Linked DNA regions of Mus musculus: region 2 is linked to region 1. Evidence: chromatin loops called from intact Hi-C (ENCODE). Cell type or tissue: heart. All regions are shown on one strand.

Evidence for each region. Hi-C counts contacts between places; a loop is a spot of excess contacts. Peaks named below come from ENCODE experiments on the same cell type or tissue, not always from the same donor. Only the 100,000 strongest peaks of a DNase experiment are listed, where the experiment ranks them.
Region 2: it touches region 1 in a loop (8-fold over the local background); 11 of 42 quality-filtered maps call a loop at or near these places.

The regions. Positions count from the first base shown.
Region 1 is chr17:83,900,246-83,908,245 of GRCm38, reverse strand. No RefSeq gene overlaps it. Among named protein-coding and RNA genes, the nearest start is that of 1810073O08Rik, 14 kb to the left of the region's middle. In heart, a CTCF peak has its summit at 4,699 (motif pointing left); DNase peaks (open chromatin) are centred at 2,471, 4,605 and 6,015; H3K27ac peaks cover 2,072 bases; H3K27me3 peaks cover 291 bases.
Region 2 is chr17:84,107,822-84,115,821 of GRCm38, reverse strand. No RefSeq gene overlaps it. Among named protein-coding and RNA genes, the nearest start is that of Gm35551, 28 kb to the right of the region's middle. In heart, a CTCF peak has its summit at 1,719 (motif pointing left); DNase peaks (open chromatin) are centred at 1,691, 3,201, 5,331, 5,631 and 2 weaker places; H3K27ac peaks cover 3,239 bases.

The sequences.
Region 1 (8,000 bases):
CTGGAGGAAAAAGACAAACAAACAAACTTTCTACTATGGTGTGGCTCAGTCCTTAACACCTTTTAGTCCCAAACAATGGAGGTAGAGTTAGTTTGTAGATGGAAGCACCCATGTTTGAAAGTGACTTCTACTTAAGGGGCAGGCAAAGTGACGAGTCAGAGAAAGATCTGACAGAATGAATTAGAGATAGGATACTCCCAACTCTCCTAAGGAAAGAGAAGAAAGGGAAGCTACTTCAGAGAGCAGTTCAGAGAGAGAAGGAGGCGCTTTTACTGGGGGAGTTTTATAGAGACAGATTGCAGACAGAACAAGCTAGACACAGGTGAAGACAGAACAAGCCAGAGAATGAGAAAGTGCCCAGAAGTTTAGAACAGATTGCCAGAGTTAGTTTGAGGCCAAGCAGAGCAAAAAGAGGTCAAGAGAGACTAGGTTAGCACTAAGCCTGGAAGACAGCAATCACATCGGGAGAGTAAAAGTTATATTCTTCAAATCTGGAAGCCTTACGCAACACATTTCTACAGCTGGCATCTGGAAGTCTGAGATTAGGGAGCCTGGCAGGGCTCTGGTGAAGAACCTCTTCCAGCTCCCATAGTATTTATGTCCTGTTATGTGCTTCTGTGGGAGACACTCCGTTGTGTCTACAAGGGCTTGGAAGCAATTTGTGAGGGCTCCAGCCTCATAACCTTACCACCCCTAATTACCTTCTAGACCCACCCCTTCAGCAGTTAGGCTCTTACTTCACAACTTCTGTGTGGACCCCAGCTTTCAGTCCACTTCATAAAGGAGGAAATCAAGACTCTATTGTGTTAGAGTTGACTCAAAGGAGAATGATAGGGAGAGCCGCCCTCTGATTCCAAATCTCCAGCCCCACCCATAACTTCTGTGTGCTTCCGGGATTTCCCCTTCTATTTCATCTCTACCGGGCTGCCTCTGCAGCCCCAGCCCAAGTCACGGAGAATACCTAGCCCAGAGAAAAAGAACTTGGCTCCTGCGATCTCTGCTGACAACTGGTTGCGTGGTCTCAGATGCATCCTTTGTTCTCCCAAGCCTTGGTTTCTCTATTTGATAGCGACGAATTAGTCCTTGTCTTTCTATCTCTGTCAGTTCATGGAGGGATCGAGTAGTAAGTTGTCTTATATAAAAAAAAGGCTTTGACTTGGGAGTCAGAGACAGAACGATCATTATGAGTTCAAGACTAGTCTGGCCTAGATAGCAAGTCCCAGTCAAAGCTGCAGATCGTGATACTAGCTGGGAGATAGGTAGGTAGATGATAGGCAGACAGACAGACAGACAGACAGACAGATAGATAATATCTTTAGAAAACAACAAAGTTCTTTGAAAATAGCTGTGAGGTGAGGAACAGCTTGACTTTGTAGATAAAGCTCCTTCTACCACTGCACAGGAAATTGGTCAAGGAGACAGACAGCAGGCAGTCCCTCAGCTCTTGATCCTCTAACTTCTGGCCATGGCTGGGAGCCACAGCGTCTTCCAGACCTCTCTGTAGTGACAAGAAACACAGCTGCTTCTCATTTACTACCTGGGCTAAGCTGGTCATCCCACCGGAGTCTTGTCAGGGTTCTCTGGGCCATAGCCTCTAAACAAATCCTTGTCCTTCTTTCTCTAGGATTGGGAAAGTCAGAGAGAGGCATGGAAGCTCAGAAGCCCTGCTGGAAGGCAGGCATCACTGCTGTAATAGGCTGTTGTTCTTGTGAGTATCCCACACACACCCTCCATGCCTGCAAGAAGGTTATCCATCCCTATTCCAAACCCTGGGGACTTGGGATACCTCGTGGAGAAGGCACCTGCTTTGCCCAGTCAACTGGCTTTGGCCAATGCTGTTAGAACACGTGCACATGTAGAAAGAACCAATGCTGTTCTCATCTCTACCACCCCTCTACTCTTACTCCTCCGTAAGGGCTGGCCTTCAGCTTGATCCCAGAATGGACATCAGGGTATGAATTCCAGGGTGAGCCCAGTGTGTACCAGGAGGTAAGAAATACAGTACTACATTTAAGATTCAGGCACATTTGTTACTGCAGCCTTACCTAACACATGCTGACTGATGATGCTCTGTCCAGTTCCTCCAGTCTCTGAGCTGAGTCGCATCCACTTGCTTGTAGCTGAGGATCTGGAATCGCTGCTCTGTTTCTACTTCCTGGGTGGAGGCCTCCCTTCCCCTATGGCTCCTCCTGGGCATCAGATGTGGGGTATGGGAACTCTACCTTGGGCTCCTGAATAGCCAGGCCCTCTCTCCTCTTTGATTATAACTGTTCACCCTTCTGCTCAAACTTCTCAAGCACACTTTCAGAGAATTCCCAAACTCTTGCCCTCACTCACATGAATGGCCTACGTGCCACTCACTCCTGCAGACAGCACGGGGCAGCTAAAGGAAGCCAAATTCAGGCACTTCCTCTGTCCTTCCCTTCCTTGTCATGGGGTCCCACAGGCATGTCCAGGGGAATTCCTTCTTCCAATTCCCATGAGAAATAAAGCAAGTCTGCTCAGCCAAACCCGCACCTCTCCTCCCAACAAGGTCTGGGCCTGTGGGGGAAAAAAGCCAACAGCTCTCAAGCCAGACTTCTCTGTAGCTCTGGTCTTGAAAGACGGCCTGTAACTGTTGTCTTTGCTGTTGCCTGAGGTCCCTCCCACCTCGGGTATGGGGCTCTCTACTCTCTACTCTCGCCATCCAGGTCTCATCCCATTTCTCTGTACATAAGGCATAGATGTTGTGAGTGAGCATCAGTTTGGAGCACAAAACACTGTCTTCTCTCTCCTCGAAGCAGGAATTGTGAAGATTCACCCTCCAGGCTGAGAGAAAGCATGACTAAGGAATAGTATTGAAAAACAACCCATTCCAACCATTGTGATGGTAAATTCTGTGTTTTCAATTGCAAGTCTTTAAGTTTTAAATTTTTTAATGAAAAGTTCTTTTCTTAAAAGAAAAATAATAATCAGTTCAAAGCCAGAGATAGTGGCACACATCTGGGATTCTAGCACTGAAAAGGCTGAGGCAGCAAAATGACAAGTTCCAGGCTAATCTGGGCTACACAGTGAGACCCTTTCAAAAAGAGAGACTGAAAGGGTAAGGGGTGGGTTTGGGGTTTTTGTTTTTTTTTTTTTCACTTCTAATATATCATTGGCCAACAAACTTTGGTTCATTTAATTTCTAACTAAAGCATGAATTTCCATGAATTTCCAACACAGTGCAGCCTATAGGATAGAATGCAACATATCCTATAATTCAAATTTTTCTAGAAGTCAAGCTTATAAAGTAGAAAGAAACTGATAAAAATCATTCAAACAACAAGTTTCCTTAACTCAAGATACGGTTTCTACATGACATGGTGGCGAACAATAATAATAAGCGATTTTTCTATTGTTCTTGCCTTCCTTTTCCCTGTTTTTAAAAAGCCACTGTAGGCAGATGCGGTGCTCTCTCTAGTGATCCCAGCATCTGGGAGGCTGAAATTCAGTGGGTCTAAGTCTGAGGCAAGCGATCCTGGGCTGCATATCAAGATCTTGTTGGAAACAAAAGAGAGAACACAGAACGAGAGAGGAGAGAAATGGAGGAGAAGAGAGAGAGAGAAGAGAGGGGAAGGAAAAGCAGAGATGCAGTTAAAAACAGGCACAGAGAAAGCAGGATGCAATTGAGAGTCTCCATCTCGTCTGGTACCAACAATGATCACTTAGAATCAGCCAAAACCACTGACTAGGGATAAGAAAGACCATAGAATTTATACACTCTGATTTTTTTTTTCAGGGATCAACCCCCTCTCCCAAAGAATGTACAAACAGAAAGGGGCTTGAGATGTTTCTCAGTGACAGGGCATCATCTCATAACAGGCCACCCTAGAGCTGGCGCTAGGGGTCACTAATTCAGATAGCCATTTAATGGCCAATTCTCTGCTGTTGGACCCTTTCCAGTCAGTTTTCAATTTAGACCAGGCCACCAGGACCACCATGTCAGTCAAGTATAAACCAAGAGCTATGTTTGAAAGCTGAGGCGCCCCTGTCGCTGGCTTGCTCAGGAAACCCAGGGAAGGCCTCCCATCCCTGCCTCATTCACTTAATGATGAGCATGAAAAAGAGACTCTACCCCATGATAAAGACGGAGGACGTTCCAAATAATCATACCAATAATAACTAAAGACCATGTGTTCACTGAACCTTGGGCACATCTCTCCCAGGAGTATCCATATTTCAGGTGATCAAAATACATGCCTGACAAGAGATCTCTGTATTCTCTGTATTGAAAGCTCAACTCTGCTGGCTGAAAATGAAATTTAAACTTTTTTGAAATGTAAGATTTGCTGACTAACTTATTTTACTTTGTCTACTTTATCTGGTTGTTCTGGGAACGGAAGCCTGAGGCGCTGTAGGTGCTAAGTGAGAGCTGCATTCCTAAGCCCACTTCACCTTGGAGCTCACCAAAGCTGCTCAGGGTGGCCTTGAACTCACTGTGTAGCCCAAGCAGCTCTTGAACTTGGGATCTTCCCGCCTCAGCACCTCACCTCACCTCACCCCACCCCACAAGTAGCCGAGCATTCCTCACCAACCCAGTTTCATTTCTACACATTCTTGCAAAACAGCAAGCCCCAGAACTGTCTGTCTCGGCCAGTTACAGTCAACAATCCCAGTTTAAGGAAGAAAGCCCGAGGTGTAATTAGAGCATCACGATGCAGTACTGCCACCTGTCGGCAGCCTCAATCCCAGCACGTTCCCCAGGAGGATACAATCAGCTTCTAGGACTGTTTCTTTCAAAATGTGCTCTCTGATCCACGTAGCTTGTTAAAAATGCACATTGCTGAGCCATGTAGGACCCGAGTCCACATGACAGACACCAAACAGCCACACTTAACTGAATGTCCCAAGTGATCTTTATGCACAGTAAACTCGAGAAAATGATCAATCTAAAGGACTTGTCTAATCGATGCAAGCTGAGAAAACTCAGAGGCAGCGAATGCTGGAGAACTCGTTTTCCCTGATGCTGAACAGAGCGAAGACTGCTATTTGTTGAGTCTGGTGGGATCCACAGAGTTGGTTTATGTAGAAATAACACCTTGTGCCTAGTACACAAAGCTAAAACAAACCTAAGTCCCATCTCCCTGTCTCTGTCTCTATGTCTCTTTCTGTCTCTGTCTCCTTGTCTTTGTCTCTCTCTGTCTGTCTCTGTCTCCCTGTCTCTGTCTCTTTCTATCTCTCTCTTTGTCTCTCTCCCTCTGTCTGCCTCTCTCTCTTTCTCTCTGATGACACCCCAAAACCCTGTCATCAGGTACCTGTAGCTCCCCTCCCTTGTCACCCCAGCCCAACTCTGTCCCCTTCACATCTGGATCCAGCCAGCTGCTTCAGAGCCCTCTCACTTCACCTCCATTCCTTGACCCTGCTGCTTTATAAACCTTGCAGTACTCACTACCCGTCAAGGTGACAGCTTGTCCCGTATCACCTTCCCAGAGGCCTCTCTGGGGAACCTTTTAGGCTAAACTAGGTTCTCCCCTCCTTGCTAACCACAAAAATTTGCTATATGCAACCACATTGCCTGATACACACATCCTGCCCACACGCATGACTGTAAACTCTTCACAGGCAGAAAGAGCTGTGTCTCCAAGAGTCCCCAACCTGGCAAAACCTCTACCTTGTAGCTAGCAGGCTTCCCTCAGCCTTTGTAGAATGAATATGTATTTTCAAAAACAACAAGAAATCTGTCTGATTTTTTTTCCCCAATGGTAAAGCGGTAAGACTGGGAGGGTGCAGGGAGAGGGCAGGAACAGAGCAACCTGGGAATGTCCTCACCACCTCCCAGGAAAGGAGCGATTTCCCCAGAGGACAGAGGCCTGTCACATCTTGCCCAGCTAATCTGACAGAAGCCAGCTGCAGTGGTTGTCCTGCCCTGGGGAAGACGTGCTGGGGCTGGGAACCACTTGCCACTGTTTGCCCCTGGGGACAGGGCCACAGGGGAACGGTAATTGACTTGTCTCCGAGATTTATTTATTAATTCCTAGCTGCACCATTTGATGTGGTTTCCAGGAGGCACGAGTTGAAATCTGTTCCCTGTCTTTACCCCACAACCCAGTGAAGCAATGGTCCCTAGGGAGCCCGGTAAACCTCAGGGCCAGCTCACCAGAGAGACTCCAGGCAGGCAGGGTCTAGACATGGTGCCCACCACACAGAAGGGCTGAGCTCCTGTGATGCTGCAGATTCTGATACTGGTAAGACTGAGTAAGAAACCTCAGGAGGATGCTTAGGAGGCCTGGATCTCCGTGGGATGTGTAACCGTGCTTTTGGGCTACTTTATTGGGTTCTTCTCTCTGCCATCCTTCTCCTCCCCCAATGCCCCCCACCCCCAGCCCTGGTAGAAGAAAGAAGCCTAGAAGGAAAGGGGGCATAGATTTCTTTAGACTACTTCCTGATGGTTAGGGGCATTGAGTTCTCAGGGGCAAGTCCAGTCTTTATAATCAGGATATGTGCAACCAGCAATTCAGAGGAACAGCAAAAGCAGCTTCAGGAACCAGCAATAGCAGGGAACAGCAGCAGCCACCGCTGCAGGCTCTGGCCCTTTTATAACCGCTCAAGAGTCTCCAGAATTCCAAACTTAAACTATCTCTCAGCTGATAGAATCAGGCCCTGCCAGAGCATGAGACAAAGCCTAGTCAGCCCCCATATCCCACGCCTGGGATTGAAACAAAAACATAGTCACATAACTGGGTTTTCGGAAAGAACAAAATTCTCACTACAGGGATGTCTCTAAGATGAAGCCCTCAGCCATCAGTGACTAGGAGGAACCAGTGACTAGGTAGGAAGCCCCAATGGACCAGGAGTGATGGAGCAGATGTGTTACCCCAGCACTGGGAGGCAGAAGCAGGAGGACCAGGATGACATAGCATAGGGTTAGCCTGGGCTACAGGAGACTCCACCTTAAGCTCGAGAATGTGTTTGCTTCTGCACATGCACCCACGCCCCAAGAAGGGCACCGAGGTTGTAACTCCATTGGCACAGTGATTTCTAGCATCCAGTGAACCCTGGCTCAGTCACGAGCATTAAACTGGACATAATGGGGCACCCTGGGCTACATGAGACTTTGCCATGGTGGCAATCAGAGGCTAGGAAGGTATTGTTAGAAGTAAGGGGTACTGGCTTGCCTGCTGTATGTCTTACCTGGTCACAGGCATCGTAGGTCACTGTAAGTGAACAACAGTGTTTATGCCCAAATGCCAGGTTGATGCCACTGCTCTGCTCCTTCCTGCAGGATCTGCACATCTCTGCCTGTTTCCTACAGTTAATATGAATGGGTTTGTAACCAGGGAAACAAAAGGAAGAGAGGGTGGAGAGTTGACCTAGACATGGGGCACACATGTAGGCTTGCGTTCTCCTGGTGGCACACGGCCGTGACCACACTCGAGTGAGCGAGTTGTGGTAGTGCCGGCCTGCATGCAGCGTGCTAGGTGCACATCGTTGATGGTGGGAGGCAAGGGCATTGCCCCTTAACTTTCTTATTTTCCTATCCCTTCTCTCAGGCTCTCCTTTCAGAAACTAAAATCTCTCACTTTCCTCTGGGGACTTTCTCTCCCTCTGCCCAGTGCTGTTCCCTGATTCTCTTTCTATGTCTAAAGACTCAAATATACTCTAGCCCACACCAGGAATCCTGAAAGTCTGTTTCTCCTTCCCACCCCTACAAAAAGATTCATACGCATACGCAAGCACACATGCGCGCACGCACACACACACACACACACACACACACACACACCAGACTTTGTGAGCCCCCTCTTGGAAAAGTCTTGTCTACTTCCATTCCTACACGTCTCTGCTCATGGGTACAGCAGGACCAAACCCAGATCTCCTTTCTCTGTGTGCCCTTTACTTTTGTCACAGACTCGGACCCATGCGGGGGGAGCCAGCAAGGTCCTTGTCTCAAGAGCGAAGTGCAACAGAACACCCCAAACCTCAACAGTCAATTCAAATATTTGAAGCAATATTTTTAAAATTCAAGATTAATTCCAAAT
Region 2 (8,000 bases), 210 kb before region 1:
TCATAGCAGAGGCAGGATGGAAGGGTGGTCCCCGGGCGGGTCCCCACCCGTCTTCTCTATCCAGTGGAGCTGGATAGCAAGAGATGGCTGAGAGAGCATCATATGAGGCACACCCCCCCCCCCCCCATCTCCACCTCGTGCCAGGAGGCTACCTGAGCTTGGCAGGTCAAGGAGTCAGGGGGAATGTGAGTGGAGGGGCAGGGAGAAATGTCTGCCCACCGAGGGGACCCCATGAGACAGCACCTCAAGTTTAGACTTTTAAACAGCATCCACTTTCCCTTCAGTTATCCGGAACAAAAGAAATTGTTCCTTAGGTGGAAAAGGAAACCACAAAAGCAAGAGAGCCCACCACTAAGGTCATATCGTCTTCACCATCAGCTGAAGAGCAGAGCCCCAGAGCCGCCGGGTGCACTGGAGCCGGCCCTAGGAGCCAGCAGCTCTGCCCAGCACGCAGTCCGCCTCTGCCTCCTGTCTCTCCTGCAGCATCCCTGACTTCAGTGCTCTGTTGTCACACACAGCCAGTGCTAGGCAAGCATTGTGGTGATAATAGAGAGGTTGAGAAGGCATGGGAAGAGGTCAGTAGGAGAGTTTCAGAGAGGAGACTACTCCTTAGTTGGGTTAGGGCCAGCTGACTAGGCCCCCAAGCTCTTAAGTACCCTTCTGCCCTGAGCTGAATTCTCGTCAACCAAGAGGCACACCTCACCTCTTCAGACTTGGTCACCACTACTAAACTCCCGCCTGTGGTCTGCCTAAGACCTCCAAGTTCTAGAACATAGCCTAGCCAGCTCTCCTGTGCCCCTTCCTTGGCTGCAGACCTGGTTCTAATCCTACTCAACCCTGATTGTCTTTGTTGGTAAGAGCACACCCTGGGGCTGCCTGTCTTTTGAATTCTTTCCCCTCTCTTAAGAAACAAAAAAACCAAACATTAATTTTATTTTACAGGACTATAGGTGTATAATACCATGCCTAGTACCTCTTAAAAATGCATTTTATTCTACTGTTATCTTGGGAAGACTTCTCACTAAATTGCCCAAGCACTCCTGGAGCTCAGAATTTCCCCTGCCTTAGCCTCTTGAATAAAGAAAAACTTATAAAGAAAAACTGGTGCGTGTTTCCAGTTTTTCCTGAGAGCTGCCGGTGGAACCCACAGTTCTGGTGTCCCTTCCTCAGGTGTGTGGTGCCCTGTTTTCCTGGCAGCTCCTGCCTTCCTCTCCAGTCGGACCTGGGTACTGATGGGCACCAGCAAGCCGGGTGCCAGTGGAAATGGCACTTAAGTCTGAACATGTACCTCTTTCCCCTGGCCAGCCCTTCCTCTCATGAACGTGGGGTTGACCACGCTAGCCTCTGCACCATGCAGTGTCAGCCTGGGGACAGGGTAGACTTGCCAACAAGGCCCAAAGGTTGCCCCAACCACATGGGGCTGACACACTGGCATGAAAGTCAACCTGCGTCTGCTGCAGGCTGTTGAGTCCCCGGTAGTTCTTTTGCATTCTCTGACCTTGGTCTCATCGTCTGCCAAGTGGTCAGCATAGTCCCTTCTCCTTCCTCAGAGGAGGGGGAAGGGTGGGTGGGTGAGCCTGGGAAGGTGCACACCCTGCTGAGCGCGGGCAGGCAAGCTCCCTGGGGTGGAACTAGGCTCAGAGTCTGTAGGCCTCACCATGTGGCGGCCTCCTCCCTCCCCAAGCCTGGGCCGTGTGACTGAGTTCACAGCGCCCCCTGCTGGCAGGCTCTCTCAGAAGCTCCCTGTGGGCAGCCCGAACCCCACATTCCTTCACAGATGGGGTCTTGCCCTCTGTACACCCATTTTAAATCAAAAGTGCCCCCCAGAAAGTCTAGGCAGCATGAAGTCCAGGCTGGGGGTGGAGTTGGGGAGCCAGCCGGGATTCCCAGGATAAAGTTTAGTAGGCTCCTGAGTCTTTGAAGTCTGCCAGTCCAAGCCCACATGGACTGGTGGGGGATATCACATAAGGGCAGGTTTGAGGAATGAGGAGCCCTACCTATGTACCCTGAGCCTGACCCTCATCAGATCTGCAGAAGGCAGAAGCAGAAGAAGGTAGGGCGGTCTTCAGCCCTGCCTGCATATCTCTGTCAGACCCTTGCTCCACATTGGTGGCTTTACCCACTGGGAAAGTCAGCAAACTCAGCCTCAGCCCCACCTTGAGCTCTTTTACTGCTGGTGAGACTTCCCTACACTGTGGTCTTCCCAAGCTGCTTGTATCTAGCCAAACACAAAATTCCCCCTCCTCCAGGAAGCCTTCCTAGATGGCCCCAGGCTTCAGGGATTTTCTCTGGCTCCAAGCTTTTTGCAGGACTTCTCACATATATTTCATTGTCTTGTGCAAGTGTTATTTGATCCCATCTTTAGAAGCTCGGACCACTAGGTGGAAGACTTTGTGCTGCCTCTTTTCCTGGAGCTCTGGGAAGGTCTAGGGGGACAGAACATGCCTGTTAACTTTGTTTTAGACAGGGTCTCACATAGCCCAGGCTGGCCTCACATTCACTATGTAGCCCAGGCTAGTCTTGAACTTACTGGTCTCTAGTCTCAGCCTCACAAGTGCTGCAACTAAAGTGATTTTAAGATCAGCTGTAACCATGTGGGTGTGGTCTTGCCCCTGGGGCACATTGGCAATGTCCATTGATAATGTCTGGGTGTGTGGGTGGGGCCTGGATGCTAATGGTATCTTAGAATAAGTGTCAGAGATACAGTCATTGTCCTACAAGGCACAAAGAATAGTGCCCAGGTTATGAACACTGATTGAAATAAATTCAGATCTGGTATTTTTATTATAGTGACCAGGGTCAGTGGGTCCCACCGGAGACATCAGCACTCCCTGGGAGGATTGACAGAGCAAGGTTTGAATCAACTGTAACTGTTCCTTCTCTGTCCTCCATAGTTTTGGGTGCCCTGAAACACTTTTCTGGTCTGAATGTGGCTTGTGCAAGTGGAGGTGGGCCTGAGCCAAGGAGGAGGGTCCAGACCTGAATTAGAGTCCTTAGGGTAGTGTGGCCAGCCCTTGGGAGCAGAGAGTGCCTATAAATGGGGATGGAGTGACCCCTTTCAGTCCCAATGGACTGAGGTCCTCAGCTGTTCCTGTGTGCTCAGCATTTCTGTCTGCTGATGGGTGGGGCACTCTTCCCATAGCCAGATGTGGGAGGTGGTTGTGGCAATAACTGCCCTCCTGGGAAACAGCTGTCAGAACAGGACCGCTTTGACGAGCACATCAAAGCTGCTTGCACATCTCCTAGGAACTGACTGGGTGGGTGGGACAGAGCAGAGCCTTCAGCCAGGAACAGCTGTTGGCCAGGCCCCAGTGCAGCGCTGGAGGCCAAGGAAGGCATCCCCGTTAGCTGGGGGTTAGGAATGTCCCAGAGGCTAGTCATCGTGACACAGCTCTCCTCTGCATAATTCTAGGTGGGCTTGGGCTGTCCGGGGTTCTTGGTGACCCCCTGTCGCCTGTGGAGAACTCTGTAGGGGCCTGGCTCCCTCCTGAGGGCGGTGCTCCTAAGGAGGGGCAGGGAGGGACTCTCTTTCCTTTTCAAGCCATGGAGAGCAGGGGCACTTCCCTGTGAAGGCTCTAGCCTGTTTTTCCTTTCAAAGGGCCCAAACCTGACTAAGCAAAGGATGGGGCTTTGAGGAGAACAGGAAGCCAAGCTTCCCTGCTCTCACATTCTCCACAGCGAGGCCCCACGGCATCTCCTGAGGGCCAGGAGAGTACACGTATGTGAGACATGGGAACAGGCCCAATATCCTTGGATCTTATCCCATGGCATTGTGGGGCAGGGAATGTTCTGGGACCAGTCCTGGAACCAGATGCTGCAATATATAGGAAACAAGAACTTTAATTCCCCTAAAGCTTTGGCTTGCTCATCCGTAAATGGGTTTACTGACACTTCCTGTGCTCTAGGTTGTTGGGAGAGTTGGAGGGAAGGTACTAGAGGTGTGCCTGTGTCTGTGTGTGTATGTGTGCGTGCGTGTGTGTATCTGTGTGTATGTGTGCATGTGCGTATCTGTGTGTGTATGTGTGTGTGCGTGTGTGTGTATCTGTGTGTATGTGTGTATCTGTGTGTATGTGTGCATGTGTGTATCTGTGTGTGTATGTGTGCGTGTGTGTGTGTATCTGTGTGTATGTGTGCATGTGCGTATCTGTGTGTGTATGTGTGTGTGCGTGTGTGTGTATCTGTGTGTATGTGTGTATCTGTGTGTATGTGTGCATGTGTGTATCTGTGTGTGTATGTGTGCGTGTGTGTGTGTATCTGTGTGTGTGTCTGTGTGCGTGTGTGTGTGTATCTGTGTGTGTGTCTGTGTGTGTGTAGTTGGTGCTCACGACATGCTGCCAAACGTGGCTATAATATTATAAATCTAGCGTTGTAATCTTCACAGTGGCCTTTTCAGTGGCTGGCATGAAGTTTTAAGGTGGCCTGTATCGCTTTAGCTTAGAGTGAAAGCAAGGCTCTCTCTCTGGGAGGAGCCCTGAGGTGTGGCAGTTGAGAGAGATGGGCCCCAGGAACGTTTTAGGCACTTGGGTTCAGGATAAAAACGGCAGGTGTGGCATATCTGGGGCTACAGCTAGGGTTGGCTGGGTTCCTGTCACCTTAAGGGACTGTGTGTGTCAGTGTGTGCAGGTGGGTGACTGTGGTTCGTGACCTGTTTGAGCTTGTGTGTGTGGGACAAGTGTGTAACCAGGTGGGGCTGTGGGCAGTCTCATCGTGGGTGTTCGTGTGGGCCTGTGGGCCTGGATCTCACTCTTCGTGGATGGTTTGGTGCGTGCGTCTCACAATCTGATGGCCTCACTTCCCTCAGTGAGGGTGTCTCTCCGCATGTGCAGTGTGTGGCTGAGGGACTGGCTATTGCATCCTTTCTGACAGAGTTGTAGGTCTTGTGGGCATGCCAGCTATGAAGGAGGCCATGGAGGTCACACAGGCCTGCCCCCAAGGAGCAGTGGGCTTAGAGGCTCTGCTGGTGTGAGAAGCATCCTTTACTCTCTCTCTCTCTCTCTTTCTTTCTTGTTTATTATTTTTGTTTTGCTTTGTTTTTCAAGACTGGGTTTCTCTGGTTGTAGCCCTAGCTGTTGTGAAATTCACTCTGTAGACCAGGCTAGCCTTGAATGCTGCTGGGATTAAAGGTGTTCCTCTACCCCTGGCTGGCATTTAGTTTTAAGAGAAAGCAGCTGGCTTCCTTTCTCAAGCATCTATATTCCATCCTTCTCACAGCACATGGGAAGTGAGTGTATCTGCATTCCAGTTACTCTACATCTGTGTCAACACTTGGCACTGTCGATGTTTTTGAGTTCAGCTGTACTTAGTTATTTTCTATGCTTTCCTGGCTCTGTGGGGTTTTGGCCCGGAGCAGCCCCTAAGGAGTAGGCTTCTGACAGACAGCACACAATTTTTTTCAGACATGTCTTGAATATTACTTGGGAGGTATTTATGTTAAAAAGTTAGTTATTATTTGCTACAAATCTAAACAAGTGGGCCCCTTTGTTTCTGCTTAGTCCAGGCATCCTTCCTCGCAGCTTCCTCCTCCACACCTAAGTGAGGTAAGAGCTGATGGAGAAGTGGAAAGCCAGCCAGCCTACTCAGATCACTCCAGTCAGTTTGTACTTGTTGACTGTGTCTCCTGGGGCTCAGACTGGACGTGACTCACCCCGAGGCTCACAGCGAGTGCCTGGTAGGCTCACATAATCTAACCCCATGAACCCAAGCAGTGGTCAGGGTAGCTCCAGGAGGCTCTGGAAGCAGACCAGCCTGGTTTGCAAATACTGAGCCATACTGTCAACTTCGAGGGCAGCGTTACATAACAGTTCTCGGCTCTCAAGGCTTGTCCTCCATCTTGAGAACATCAGAAATGCAAAGCAAGCAGAGGTCACTTTCAGGGGTGGGGGGCTGGGTGTGGTTTTGTAGACTGACCACACAAACCTAGAATTTGACCTCCGTGTACCTCTAGGATCTGGGGAGAACTGTGGGTCCTTCTCTGAGGAAGGTTTCAAACATGTAGAACCAAATCAGGACTGCCAAAGCAACCAAGGAGAATAAGACACAGAGCTCCAGCCAGGGAGGCAGCCCTGAGAGGAGTGGAGAGTTTCTTTTAAAAGGTTTTCATCTTTATTTTAATTTTGTATGTGTGGGGGTTTGACCAGCATGCACGTCTATATACTACACATAGGCAGCGCCTGTAGAACCTAGATAGCACGGAATGCCCTGAGATTGGCATGGCATGCTTTTGTGAGCTGCCCTGTGGGTGCTGGGAATTGAACCCATGTCCTTTGCAAGAGCAGCCAGTGCTCTTACCCACTGAGCCATCTCTTCAGCCCCTTTCCCCTGAGGGGTTTCTTGATGAATACTTTACAGTTTATTTATTTTTAATTTAGTGTGTGTATGTGTGTGTTTGTGACTTTGAGTGTGTGTTTCTCAGTGTGTTTTGTGTATGTGTGTGTGTACACATAACACTCTGTAGAGATTAGTGGACAGTTTGAGGGGCTTGGTTCTTTCCTTCCATCATATGGGCTCCAGGAATTGAACTCAGGTCATCAGGATTGGTGGCAGGCACCTTTGCCCAGTGAGCCAGCGGACATCTGTTGGGAATCAGTTCTCACCCCCATCCATCTTGTTTCTCCTCCTGCTTTTTAGTCTCTAGGGCAAGGGCCCACCAACTTTCAGGTGAGTCTCTATCTCTGTTTCCCATGTCATCAGAGGAGCGCTGAGATCTCAGACTTGAGCCGCCTCATCCAGCTTTAGGAAGGTGACAGGTTCCAACTTGGGGTACCAGGCTGTGTGGCAAGCACCCTTACCCGCCATTAACTCCCAGCCATCTCACCTGCCCTTGAGCAACACTTACCTGGTGGTTGTTCCGCAGCGGTGATGAGTAAGCTTTTTAAAAGGTCTGCAACGAGTCTAAAGTGATCTGTGCCTGTTGCTATTGTAGATGTTTCCAATACATAGACAGGAAGAGCAGACTCGAAGTTAAAGGCTAGTAACAATACCTACACATACACATAAACACACACACACACACACACACACACACACACACACACACACATTCACACACACACCCTTCCTTATCCAAACTCATGGAGCTCTGCATTCTCTTCCCAGACCTGTGAGGAGGACGGGCAGCTATGAGTCCTGGGTAAGAGGCCTACCTGAGAGGGAAGTCTAGAGGGCAGAGGTGTGTGTGTGTGTGTGTGTGTGGGGGGGTGGTGTGTGTGGAGGCCAGCGCTATCATTGCTGAAATAAGGAGGAGAGCAGAGGGTGGCCTGAGGGTATGGGTCAGTGTGTAGGTGCTGAAAGTACTTAGTGGTCCCCTCTTCCCCAGTACTGGCTAGCCTGCTGTACTAGTCCCTGAGCTACTCCAGGCCTTTCAACCTCCTTGTCCTGCAATGATGAGAATATGGCCTGACCCCTCCATTCTCAGCAACCTGCCCAGAGTCCCTGAGGCTGGGACCTGGGGCACAGAGGAAAGAAAGCAAACACAGGCCTCCTGCCTACCGTTCACCTAACCAGGCAGGCCAAAGCCTCTGAGAGGGAGGCAAGGAAGAACGCTGTGGGCCAGGCAGAGCTGGGTTTCGCCCTGAAGGGTAGGCGTAGGCAGGACCAGCCATTTTGAGGATAGGATGAGCAATTCTGAGGAGGAAGCTATGAGGAAGTTTCTGGAAATCTTGCCTCTCTCCTAAACTTCCTCTTCTGCCTCCTTCACCAGGAAGCAGAACCCAATATCCTCTTTTTTTTTTGCTTGTTTGTTTTTGTTTTTTGACACAAGGTTTCTCTGGTAGCCCTGGCTGTCCTGGAACTCACTCTGTAGATCAGGCTGGCTTAGAACACAGAAATCCACCTGCCTCTGTCTCCCGAGTGCTGGGATTAAAGGCGTGCGCCACTACTGCTGTCAGCTTCCCTCCTCCCGACCCCCCAAAGCAGCGCTGAGAACATTTAAACTCTAGGTATTTTCCCACAAGTACAGTGGTACCAATTTTCTTTAGAGAATTATTCTGAAGCCTAGTGAG